2 separate regions of the Homo sapiens genome follow, and region 1 is linked to region 2. A link is a loop called in an ENCODE intact Hi-C map of the cell type or tissue named here. Cell type or tissue: heart right ventricle. All regions are shown on one strand. Links, peaks and the distances in the headings refer to the core of each region. The heading gives the core; the rest is flanking DNA.

The links. Peaks named below come from ENCODE experiments on the same cell type or tissue, not always from the same donor. Only the 100,000 strongest peaks of a DNase experiment are listed, where the experiment ranks them.
Region 1: it touches region 2 in a loop (1.8-fold over the local background); 2 of 110 quality-filtered maps call a loop at or near these places.

Annotation. Positions count from the first base shown.
Region 1 is chr6:36,463,386-36,466,198 of GRCh38, reverse strand. All of the region lies in intron 1 of KCTD20 (potassium channel tetramerization domain containing 20), which reads right to left. Among named protein-coding and RNA genes, the nearest start is that of KCTD20, 22 kb to the right of the region's middle. In heart right ventricle, for the core only: no CTCF peak of the experiment used is centred there; no DNase peak of the experiment used is centred there.
Region 2 is chr6:36,515,403-36,518,215 of GRCh38, reverse strand. It overlaps STK38 (serine/threonine kinase 38), which reads left to right. Exons shown (of 14, transcript NM_007271.4): 6 at 376-499; 7 at 2,724-2,813. Among named protein-coding and RNA genes, the nearest start is that of STK38, 31 kb to the left of the region's middle. In heart right ventricle, for the core only: no CTCF peak of the experiment used is centred there; a DNase peak (open chromatin) is centred at 1,452; H3K27ac peaks cover 353 bases.

The sequences.
Region 1 (2,813 bases), core at 50-2,549, 52 kb after region 2:
CCCAGCTACTCGGGAGGCTGAGGCAGGAGAATTGCTTGAACCCAGGAGGCGGAGATTGCAGTGAGCTTAGAGCACCCCAGCCTGGGTGACAGAGAGAGACTCCATCTCAAAAAAAAAAAAAAGAAAAGAAACAAAACACTTCAACAACAATATAATTCTCTATTGCTGCAAAACTATTTTTTGGTCAACACAACTCTGAAGGTCACAGCAATGTGCAAGAACCAGAGGTTCACCACCCTGTTATAGCTTAACAGTAACTGAAGAGACTGCTTTGGAAAGGCAGCAAGAGTTAAAATGTATATTAATAATGGAACCCAGAATATACAGCTGTGAAGCAAAGAAAACATCCAGCAAGCCAGTTCATGCTTCACTTCCATACATTCTGTGAAAGCATTTTATACACTCTGAGGAGCTATATATTTTAAGAGTATATATTTTATTATTTATTTCACAGGCCTCCCATGAAGGCCCATATTTTGTTAAGTCTTGATTTTACTGACCTGGAACAGCAAAATAGTTTTATCACCATCATCTCCCCATCTTGGAAAATGTATATACAGTCTTTGATAGTGGAATTATCTCTACATATTCCTTGCACCTAAAAAAGAATGTACTGGTTTCTCTCTAGAACAATCATCTTGAGTATGAATCCACACAACAGCCTGTAGATAATAAATTTATATATTTTCTTATTTGCAATTTCTCCTAATCAATTATTTCTGAAGAAAACAAGATATTTACCTAGATCACTATTCCCTTAAATAAATTCAATATCCTACCATTGAACTACTCAGATTAAAAAAAAAAAAAACAAAAAAAAACTAATTGGAATGGCATGGGGGCAATAATATTGATGTATCTCAAAAGCATAATGCTTGCATACTGTTTTTTTTTTTTTTTTTGAGACGGAATCTCACCCTTCTTGCCCAGGCTGGAGTGCAGTGGTACGATCCCAGCTCACTGCAACCTCTGCCTCCCGGGTTCAAGCAATTCTCCTGCCTCAGCCTCCTGAGTAACTGGGATTACAGGCATGCACCATCACGCCCGGCTAATTTTTGTATTTTTAGTGCAGACGGGGTTTCATCATGTTGGCTAGGATGGTCTTGATCTCCTGACCTCATGATCCACCCACCTTGGCCTCCCAAAGTGCTGGGATTACAGGCGTGAGCCACCATTTCATACCGTTAATAGTGCAAGGACATGATCTTTCAAAAGGCAGTACCCTTGTTTATACTTAGGACCGTATCTCCACTCTGTGTAGGAGGTGGGAGGTGAAAATGAAGTAGGATGCCACAGAATTTGGTAAATAAGCTAATCTGCCCTTAACCCATATCCCATAATCAAACTTAAGAAGTAGTTATATCTTTGCCAAACCTTCATTCCAAACTGAAAAATCCTAGCCCTTCCAGTCTGTTCTTATGTGAAAACCACTTGGTCTAGTTCCATTGTGCTTTTTCTTTATGCATGCTAATGAGAACTCTGCTAATGTTTTCTGTTAAGCAGGTTTTCTGTTTTGCTGCACATAATGCTCTCTGGTGACACCCAGAATTTCTGGGAATAGGTTAAAATGGGATGAAGTTTGGGGGAGGGGAAACAGAGGGGGATGGGGAAAATCTAAAATGTCTACAAGACCTCCTTCTAGGACTATTATGAACTCACAGTAAGAGGCTATCATATTCCGAAAGTACTGAGTCTCTACAAAAGATAAGAAATTAGCTGGTGTGTGATGGTGTACACTTGTTGTCCCAGCTGCTCAGGAGGCTGTGGAAGGAGGATCACTTGAGCCTGGGAGGTCAAGGCTGTAGTAACCCATTATCATGCCATTGCACTCCAACCCATGACAGAGCAAGACCCAGTCTCTCTCATTCATTCATAAATAGAGTTTATACTGATGTTTTCAGTTCAAATTTAATACTGGTTTTTCCTAACTCATTTTATATTAGTGTATCTTTTCCTTCACATTGAAATTCTTGGTTCATAGACTAGTTTCAGAATTATAATGTCAAATTACTAGTAACAATAAACCTACTAAGTTTAGGTGTTTTGGTCAAGGGAGCAGTTCTTTTTGTCCTTAAAGCATATCCCACTAAGGATGTACAGTCAGCATGCTATATTCAAAAGTTACTGTGTATTTTTTCTCTATATGTTCTGTAAGGTAGGTTCTTTTGTTTCTCTTTTTATTCAATCATAGCATTTTCCCATTATTTTTAAAATGTATTTCCTGAATATGTAAAACATTTACATGGTTCCGAAGTTGAAGACTCATAAAAAAGGAATGTTCAGAGAAGTCTCTGTCCTTCCCCTTTTTCCCTCTCAATCTGTTCCTATTTATTCCCTACAGATAACCAGTTGTCTTAGTCCATTTGTGCTGCTATAAACAAAATGCCTGAGACTGGGTAATTCATAAAGAACAGAAATTTCTTTTCTCACAGTTCTGGAGGCTGAGAAATCCAAGCAAGATTAGGGTGCTGGCAAATTGGGTATCTGGTGAGGGCTGTTCCTCAAAGATGATGGCATCCAGGCGTCCTCACATGATGGAAGGAGAAGGGCTAGCTAGGTTCCTTCAATTCCCTTTTATAAGGCCTAATCACCTCCTAAAGGCCTCCCCTCTTAATGGTATCACCTTGGGGGTTTAAGTTCCAACACAACAATTTTGGAGGGACATATACATTCAAACCATAGCATTGGTTTTGTTAGTTTATCTTTAATGTTTCTCTTTGCAGACATAAGGAAGTATGTGTGTACATATACATATATTCTTAACTCCTTTTTTCTCTTATACAAAAGATAGAATACCATATTCTACCAAATAA
Region 2 (2,813 bases), core at 26-2,525:
AAGAGAGTCTCACTTTGGGGACTTATTTTTATCATAAAAGATTATTAGACAAAACTCTATGCAAAAGAGTAGTAATTTTAACTAATCAGAGATTCAGTTTATAGCAGTGTTAAAGTTGCTATTTGCATTAAAGCCATTCATTTTGCCATTTTTTAAAGCCTTTCATCACTCAAGTTTTCATCACTGAATACCTTGAAGTCAAATGTTGTCAATTTTGAGTTAGTAGGTTTGCCTAAGCAGAAATTGGATCTTTTATATCATCACGATTAAATACTCAAAACAGTATTTAAGCACAGTATTTAAATTGTTTAAGCAAATATACAATCTAATAAAGCAGAGCAAGCTTTGTCATTAATCAAATGCATATACCTCCAGGTTGGCCACATTCGTGCGGAGCGTGACATTCTAGTGGAGGCAGACAGTTTGTGGGTTGTGAAAATGTTCTATAGTTTTCAGGATAAGCTAAACCTCTACCTAATCATGGAGTTCCTGCCTGGAGGTAATTACTTGACGATGAAAGGTCATTTTTTCTTTTTGTTCTGTGGTTTCTTTCTCTCACATCACGATTAACCCTCCTTTCTACTTTTAAATGTGCTCACAAAGTTGCTTTCTATATCCTTTTTTAGGTCTATAAAGGAAGTCAGTAACCTGTCTTGTGCTGGGGTGCCTTTCTACAATCTTAGTACCATAAAAGTAACCTGTTAATTCATTTACATGATTTCAGATGGACATTTCTTTCTTTTCTTCTTCTTTTTAAAATATATAGGAATAAATTAGGGTGCTCTGCCTGCTCTCCTGTCAATGGGAATCATATATGATCAATAACCCAAGTGACAACATTGAAGCTATAACATCCTTTGCTCCAAATTTTTGTTTCTTTTTGTATAACATATTAATAAGGAGTGAATTTTTTGTTACCCATATTAGTAGCCAGAAAAAATTTCTCATTTCTGAAATTTTAAGTTTTATGTAACTCAGCATGAGCATCTCCTAAGACAGCTCCAAAGTAAACCCAGAACAGAACATGCCATCTGTTCTGAGGAAAGCAGTCTGTTTGTCAGTGAGCAGATGAACTCTGAGCAAACTCTGGTGGGAAAAAAAAAGAGAGAGAACTTTTTTCTTTTTTGTTCCTATAATTGTGGCATAATATTTTGATTTTGTGACAACCCTTAGATTTAGGGTCATCAATACTTTTTAATAAAGAAACACATTTAATAAAAAATAAACAGTTGATTAATGTTAGAAAAGAGTCTGGTAGAATGAGGAGAAACTTTTTTAACATTTAGATGCTAGTTCTTAAATAAGAGTAAGAGCCAACTTGGTTACCAGCTCCTAACGTGTCCTCAAGCCTCAACCTGTACCATCTTCCGTAGCTTCTCATGTCTCCTGGACCCTGCCCTTTGCACTTGGTGGAGCTGGCCTGCAGAGCCATAGAGCATCTGGCCTGAGCTCTCCAATCATCTGGGCAAACTTGCACAGGCGAGGCCCCATTGACTGCTCTCCTGAGCCACAGAACTAAGGCCGTATAGCTACCTTACTGGGGTAGCAGCCCAAGTGCACTGTCTCCATGTGTCTGGTGGGTCTCCAGATTGAAGGGCTGCCAGGAGTGATTAGGAAATCATATTTTTTAAGTATTGGACTGAAAAAGAGCACTTTAATAAATGGTTTAATTTTTGCCTGAGGGAAAAATAGCTACTTTTCTCCAATAATACAAAACATAATGTTCTAAATGAAATGAAACTGAAAAAGCAGCATGATGCTCTGTTAAAATCAGAGGTTTCTTTCTCTTTTCCTTGTTTTCTAACATAAGTGACTTTATGTGAGGTCTAAACTGAATCTTTACTGTTTCTCTTAGTTTTAAACTCCTTATACATATTTTCTTTGCATTTCTCACTGTTGAGTTAGGACCTGAATCTTTTTCTGCCATTTTATGTTGCTGGTATTAGAAATGATGAAATTTTGACTTTGCAGAAAACTAACGAGGTTACCTTTTAACTGCTAGAATACTGATACTGTGTTTTAAAAGTTACATAAAGGGTACTAGTGTCCATTTAAATACCTATAATAACGCACTAGAGAAAAAAAAGCACTGACCTTGAGAGGTGTTCATTGTACTCTTCCAGGAGGCAGTTATTGCACATTCTAGTGTATAGCATTTTCAGTTCATTTTTAGCTTTTGTTGACTAATGCTTTGCTACCCAAGTCCTTCCTTTTTATTTGTTTGTGTTCTGTGAATAGAAGTTGGAAAGCTTGTTTTCAGCCTGCCCGAGTGTTTACATTTTTATTTGGCATTTCAGCCTCTCTATAACAATACATAGATTGTATGTGGAAGTGCCATTTAGTTACAGATGCAGAAAAGCTTGCAGATACTTGTTCAGGCAAAGTGAAAAGTAAAGTAGCATTTTACCCCGAGTCCAAAAAATTATCCTAAGCAAATACAGTTGTTTTTTAAAGTGTGGGAGAAATTTTCTTTTTCTCTCAAAAGTAAAATAGAAATCACAGCTTAGTGGTCAACCTTAGCTAGCTTAGGTGTGAAAATCCCATTTCTTCCCATGTTGGCCATGTGGGTCTATCTCTGGCACACAGAAGAGGTCTGTTTAGCCGCCTTATTTTGGCAGATAGGGAAGACATATCTGAAAATTGGTACTCACTCGTATGTTGTGTGTGTGTGTGTGTGTGTGTGTGTGTGTGTGTGTGGTGGCTTTGTATCTTCTTGTTTCCAGGGGACATGATGACCTTGTTGATGAAAAAAGACACTCTGACAGAAGAGGAGACTCAGTTTTATATAGCAGAAACAGTATTAGCCATAGACT